Linked DNA regions of Homo sapiens: region 1 is linked to region 2. Evidence: chromatin contacts called from ENCODE Hi-C or POLR2A ChIA-PET data. All regions are on one chromosome and are shown on one strand. Each heading gives the region's core, a stretch centred on a gene start or an enhancer-like site at or near the end of the contact. The rest is flanking DNA. Distances are from core to core; before and after follow the strand shown. Region 1 has its middle 47 kb from the start of TMEM230. Region 2 overlaps FKBP1A-SDCBP2 (FKBP1A-SDCBP2 readthrough (NMD candidate)).

The links. A loop is a pair of places that touch in the nucleus more often than their neighbours do. ChIA-PET counts read pairs that join two places held with the same protein, here RNA polymerase II (POLR2A).
Region 1: a loop to region 2 is called in a map of left cardiac atrium, with 24 times the contacts of the local background. The contact joins two enhancer-like sites. A Hi-C loop is called at or near these places in 1 of 168 maps with a recorded cell type or tissue (left cardiac atrium). POLR2A ChIA-PET finds 5 or more read pairs at or near these places in 1 of 52 experiments (T-cell).

What each region holds. Positions count from the first base shown.
Region 1 is chr20:5,064,864-5,067,785 of GRCh38, reverse strand. It overlaps a transcript of TMEM230 not described here. Among named protein-coding and RNA genes, the nearest start is that of TMEM230, 47 kb to the left of the region's middle. RefSeq lists an enhancer at 1,409-1,909. Within about 2 kb of position 1,670, at least 17 of the 41 ENCODE cell types and tissues checked have a DNase peak (open chromatin) inside an H3K27ac peak, as active enhancers do.
Region 2 is chr20:1,340,362-1,343,401 of GRCh38, reverse strand. All of the region lies in intron 2 of FKBP1A-SDCBP2 (FKBP1A-SDCBP2 readthrough (NMD candidate)), which reads left to right. All of the region lies in intron 1 of SDCBP2-AS1 (SDCBP2 antisense RNA 1), which reads right to left. Among named protein-coding and RNA genes, the nearest start is that of SDCBP2, 13 kb to the right of the region's middle. RefSeq lists a silencer at 1,203-1,497. Within about 2 kb of position 1,386, at least 3 of the 41 ENCODE cell types and tissues checked have a DNase peak (open chromatin) inside an H3K27ac peak, as active enhancers do.

The DNA of each region.
Region 1 (2,922 bases), core at 421-2,920, 3.7 Mb before region 2:
TCTGTCTTAAAAAAAAAAAAAAAGCAGAGGGGGGCTGGGTGGGGAGGCCGGGTGTGGTGGCTCATGCCTTAATCCCAGAACTTTGGGAGGTTGAGGTAGGTGGATCATGAGGTCGGGAGTTCGAGACCAGCCTGGCCAACATAGTGAAACCCTGCCTCTACTAAAAATACAAAAATTAGCCGGGTGTGGTGGCACGCACTTGTAGTCCCAGCTACTCGGGAGGCTGAGGCAGGAGAATCGCTTGAACCCAGGAGGTGGAGGTTGTGGTGAGCCAAGATGGCACCATTGCACTCCAGCCTGGGTGACAGAGCAAGACTGTCTTAAAATATATATATATATATATATATATATATATATATATATATATATATATATGAGCCTAAACACTGTTGACATTGTGGCATATTCATCTGCAGCGTGGTGGGCAGTTCCAGGACACCTGACATGTTCCCACTGCAGAAACCACACGGGTTTCTCCAGCACCACTGAGACTTGCTCAGCCTGTGTAGAGTAGCCTGGACATACTGGGGCTTTATTTTCCTGAGGACAACCCTCAACCAATGAGTGCCAGGAATCAGTGAGTAACTGCCCACCTGTTTTCCCCCCTCACCGGATAATTCTGAAGCATCTTTTACCCAGCTCTGCAGAGGATCCCTGCAGGACTGAGCCTGGTGCCCGCAGTGATCATCTGCACTTCAATGCACCTTTCCTTGGCTTTCCGCCCTGCGCCGTTTCTCACTTCTCCACTACTTGGAGTCCTTTCCAAAGAAACTATCCATACCTGAAATCTACTTTTACGTAAACCCAAGCTAAGACGGTGGAATATTGCTTCATTTTGAAGTCAGTGGGAGCAATTAAAAGCTTAAACAGGGGCTTGGATGTATGTGGATTGGCAGCTGAGGACCCCAGGGGTGGGGGCCAGAGACTGGAAACAGGTGAGTGAGGGGATGAACACCCTCCTGCCTGTGAGGGATGATGAGCATGAACCCGGGTCAGCGAAGTTCTGTCTGACCCAAGGGACAGTCAAGGTGTGACCTCGTTAATCACAGGTGTGAATAACCAGGAGGAGGGTCCTTGGGTATGTTTGGGGTTTTGATTTTTTTTTTTTTTTTTTTGAGACAGAGTCTCTCTCGCTCTATCGCCCAGGCTGGAGTGCAGTGGCACAATCTCACTGCAACCTCTGCCCCCCGGGTTCAAGCTATTCTCCTGCTTCAGCCTCCCAAGTAGCTGGGACTACAGGCATACGCCACCACACCCAGCTAATTTTTTTGTACTTTTAGTAGAAACGGGGTTTCACCATGTTGGCCAGGCTGGTCTCAAACTCCTGACTTCAGATGATCCTCACACCTCAGCCTCCCAAAGTGCTGGGATTACAGGCGTGAGCCACCGCGCCCAGGCAACATTTTTGTTTTTTAAAAAATGTTCTCTTTCCTCTGCTCCCTAGTTTTGCCTTTTCTGGGATGCTCCAGAACTCTAGGAGGACAAAAAAGCCCTTCATGTCCAACATTAGAGGAAGGCAGCATCCTCCAAAGAAGAGTGACTCACCCTGACCAGCTGGCAGAGAAGCCCAAGGCCAGGCCCTGGGATGTGGAGAGCCAGTCCCAGCCTGGTCTGGAAGGAGGCGTGCCAGGGTGGCAATGATGCATCACCCACGTGGTTTACTGGCCTTGACTAACCTGACCATGACTTAGCAAAGCTGTGAGGTTTCCCAGTCTGGGCCAATATGGGTGTGCGGGTAGAATACAGCCAGCATGGGGAGGCGAAGGCCTGAGCAGCATGCCAAAACCGGGAACTTGTGGCCTCCTTCGCCATCACCGCAGCCCCTCTCCACCCTTCCTCACATCAGCCCCTGCTTCCCCGGTCATTCCAGGGACGGGGGTCTCCAGTGCAGCCCACTCCTCGTCATGGTATTACTCCAGTACAACTCCAATCTGACCTACAGTTTTGGTGTTTGGCATGGCAGGGGCGTGATCCCTACTACATACAACCAGTGAGTCACAGACCTTTGGTCCAGTCTGTGGACTGGTCACTTCCTGTCCTTCATATGAGCTCCCACAGAACCCGGGTCCTGCTCCAGAGCCCAGGCGTTAGACAGGCCCTGGCCTTAACCCGGTTATCTCAGAGGCATCCCACATGCGTCCAGGACACCTGGGAAGCTGGTGGTAGTGAGGAGTGAAGGGCAGTAGGGGGCCTCTGCTCTGGCCCCCTGGCTTCCTGCAAGCCAGGAAAATAGGCCCCACTCACAGCCACTTCTCCCCTGCTGGCTAGCCTCAAAGAGATCATTAGAGGGACTTTGCTGCCCATAACAACAAGGACCATTGGTGAAAACAAGCAGCTCAGGGAAATGGATCATGGAAATCACAGAAACAGAGATTTCTCTGTTCCCATCCCCTAAGATCACCAGTGCCCCTGCTCCTGACAATTGGTCACCTCTCAGCCAACATCTGAGCCTCTGGTGTCCCTTCCTTGTGACAGAGTTCATGATACTCATGGGTTATTTCAATGCATTGGGAAGTTAATCTTTTTTTTTTTGAGAGATGGGGTCTTGCCATGTTGCCTAGGCTGTTCTCAAACTCGAGCTCAGGTGATCTTTCCCACCTCGGCCTCCCAAAGTGCTGGGATCACAGGTGAGAGCCACCACACCTGGCTGAGGAAGTTAGTCTTTATAATGAGACTAAACCTGCCTTCCTATATTTTTCATCTTTTCATGTGCTTATTGGATATTTGCATTTCATTCATGGAAAAAAAAAGATATCTTTTTGGTTTTTGTTTTTTTAATAGAGATGAGATCTCACTTTGTTGGCCCAGGCTGGTCTCAAACTCCTAAGCTCAAGTGATCTTCCCACCTTGGTCTCCCAAAGTGCTGGGATTACAGGCATGAGCCACCACGCCTAGCCCCTGGTATTTTTTTAATCTGTACAA
Region 2 (3,040 bases), core at 137-2,636:
ACTCCTGAGCTCAAGTGATCCACCTGCCTTGGCCTCCCAAAATGCTGGGATTATGGGTGTAAGCCACCATGCCCAGCCTGGATGTTATCATCTTTTAAATGTTTGCTAAAAAATGAGTGAAAAAGTATTTTGCTGTTCTATGCTTTTTTTGGAGACGAAGTCTCACTCTTGTCCCCCAGGCTGGAGTACAATGGCGCTATCTCGGCTCACTGCAACCTCCGCCTCCCAGGTTCAAGCACTTCTCCTGCCTCAGCCTCCCGAGTAACTGGGATGACAGGCGCCCACCACCACGCCCGGCAAATTTTTTGTATTTTAAGTGGAGACGGGGTTTCACCATGTTGGCCAGGCTGGTCTCAAACTCCTGACCTCAGGTGATCCACCCTCCTCGGCCTCCCAAAGTGCTGGGATTACAGGCGTGAGCCACCGTGCCCGGCCGTTCTATGCATATTTTTAATATACTGTAAGTGTGGTTCCAGTGACTCACTGAAGAAATATTTATTAAGGTCCTATAACACAATAGTAAACAAAAGAGTCCCCGTCGTCATGGACCTTAACTTCCAGTGTACGCATTGCATACGTGTTTGGGTGTCCTGCCCCTCACCTGTCAGGACAGGGACATCCCCATCATGGGCTCCTCTCTGCTCTGGAAAGACATTAGATGTGACCCATCACAGCCTCCTCTGTATACACCAGGCAGACAAAACCTCCCGAGCTGTCTCTCAATGTTGGCAGACTGACCACTTCTCAGTCTTCACAGGGGAGAACCAGGGAAGAAACAATCTCTGCCAACCAATGGCATTCAGACCTCTCCTGTCATGTTTGATGGATATGAGGTGGTCCCTCAATGGAAATAATGGACTCAGGACACTGGCGAGATGAGCTTGAAAGAGTTATCTGGGTCACGGGAAGACTGGAATGGTAATATTGAAGCTTTAGGAACTAGGGAAATTCGACCTTGGTGAACATTACAAGGGCAGGCCTTCATGGTTATGTACGTTCTTCTGGAAGTGATGGAAACTGAATATAAAAGACTTTGTGGCATAGCAGGAACTCAGCCTTTTACTCTGTTCTGGAAGGATCCTACCTACTCAGAGAAAGTAGCAACCACTGCACAGGGAACTGGGGAAGGTCAAAAGCCAGGCCATGACTGGCTGCATCTGCTCTTGCTCTGTGGCCATCTCACTACCCTTAGCTAAAGTAATGTGAAACATGGGGTGTATATATCATGCGTGTGTGTGTGTGTGTGTGTGTGTGCATTTGTTCTCTTCTGGGCCATCTGTTGTCCTCACAGCCCTGCAGTGAGTCAGACTCAGCCATCAGATTAAAAGTGGGAAAGGAGCAGAAGTTCCAGGCAGGAATGAGGCTGCCTTTTAGCCAAGCTCAGCTGTAGCATAACTCACTGGGGATGGCTGAGTGACAGGACTGGAAGATGTCCTTTGGGACCACAGCCCGGGGCTGTGAAGCCAGTGCAGCAGTGAGACACTGGGAAGGGGTTTTTGCACAGGCTGGGAAGAGGCGCCCAGTGGCAGCCATGGGGCAACTCCAGGAACAGGGGTCCTTGAGAGCATCAGAGATCAGCCCCTTCACGTGAGGGGCCCCTACTAAGCATTAAAAGGCCTAGCTAGGTGTAAGGATAGCTGGGGAGCAAGAGGAGAAGGGGATGGGCAGATGAGGCTGACCTGGCCCAGCACCGGCATGTGTTTGACTCCTAGGTGGGTGCCCAGGGTTGGAGCAGGCAAGCATTTGTCATTCACTTCTGCCCAAGGCCTGACATCTCCATCATCCAGGCTAAGCAGAGCAGGGAAAGGATACCCATCTGAAGCACAGAGAGGGTATGGCTTCCCTAAGGACACATAGCATAATCAGGCTTAAGACTCAGAAGCAATGGCTCCCTGTCCCGGGTCACTCCCTCGTTCACTCCTTTCTGGGATGCCCATTAAGGACCTCTCCTTATGATCATCAAAACATTTACTGAGCACAATAGGGCAGTGGGAGACCCACCTCGTACAGGCAATGAGGGGGACGTAGTCTGCAGAACAGTTGAAGGTGACAAGAAAACCACCAAAAGTAGGTCTGCTTTTTAGTATCACTGCACTGGCAATTTCAAAGTCAGTGATTAAATTAGTCCAAAAAACCTTCTGTTAGTCTTCAGTTCTAAACAATCATTGTGGTTATGGTTAAGTTTTAATATGATATTAGCACATTTAAAAACCACCTGTAATAAGCATTGTATATAGACATTAATCCAGAGAACTTCCAATTATATACTTGGCCCCCAACACACCCAGACTCAGCCAGGGGCATTTGTTTCAAGTTTGCTAGCAATTTGGAATGCTTCAAAGAAATGGTAACGATGATCGTAACTCATTCTCACACACTACCTCCCCATCAGCACCATCTTAAAGTTTCTTGAATGAGGGTGTGCCCGAGAATGGATGTCCAAGAAATCTGCCAGCCAGCAGGCAGAGGGGGAGTTAGGTGTTGTCACTATCTGCTATCCATTTGTTTGGGTGGCTGTGATAAAGTCCAGTGGAATTTTACCCGATTCCCTATCACTTAAAATGACTTTTAAAATGATGCCACATGGAAATAACAGATTATATTGAGTATACAGAAGACTGATTTACTGCTAGCCAGACAATGCGATTGAAAGAGAAGGCTGGGCATGGTGGCTCAGGCCTGTCATCCCAGCACCTTGGAAGGCTGAGGTGGGATGATCACTTGAGTCCAGGAGTTTGAGACCAGCCTGGGCAACATGGCAAAACCCCATCTCTACAGAAAATAATTAGCTGGATGTGGTGATGCATGCCTGTAGTCCCAGCTACTCAGGAGACTGAGATGGGAAGATCACTTGAGCCCAGGAGTTAGAGGCTGCAGTGAGCTATGATCATGCCACCGCAATCCAGCTTGGGCAACAGAATGAAACTCTGTCAAAAAAAAAAAAGAAGAGAGAAAAGAAAAAGGAAAGTAAAAATTGCTAAACACCTCCAAAGTCTATGTAGGAAATATGTAAATGGTGGTCCATTTCCAAGATGAAGTG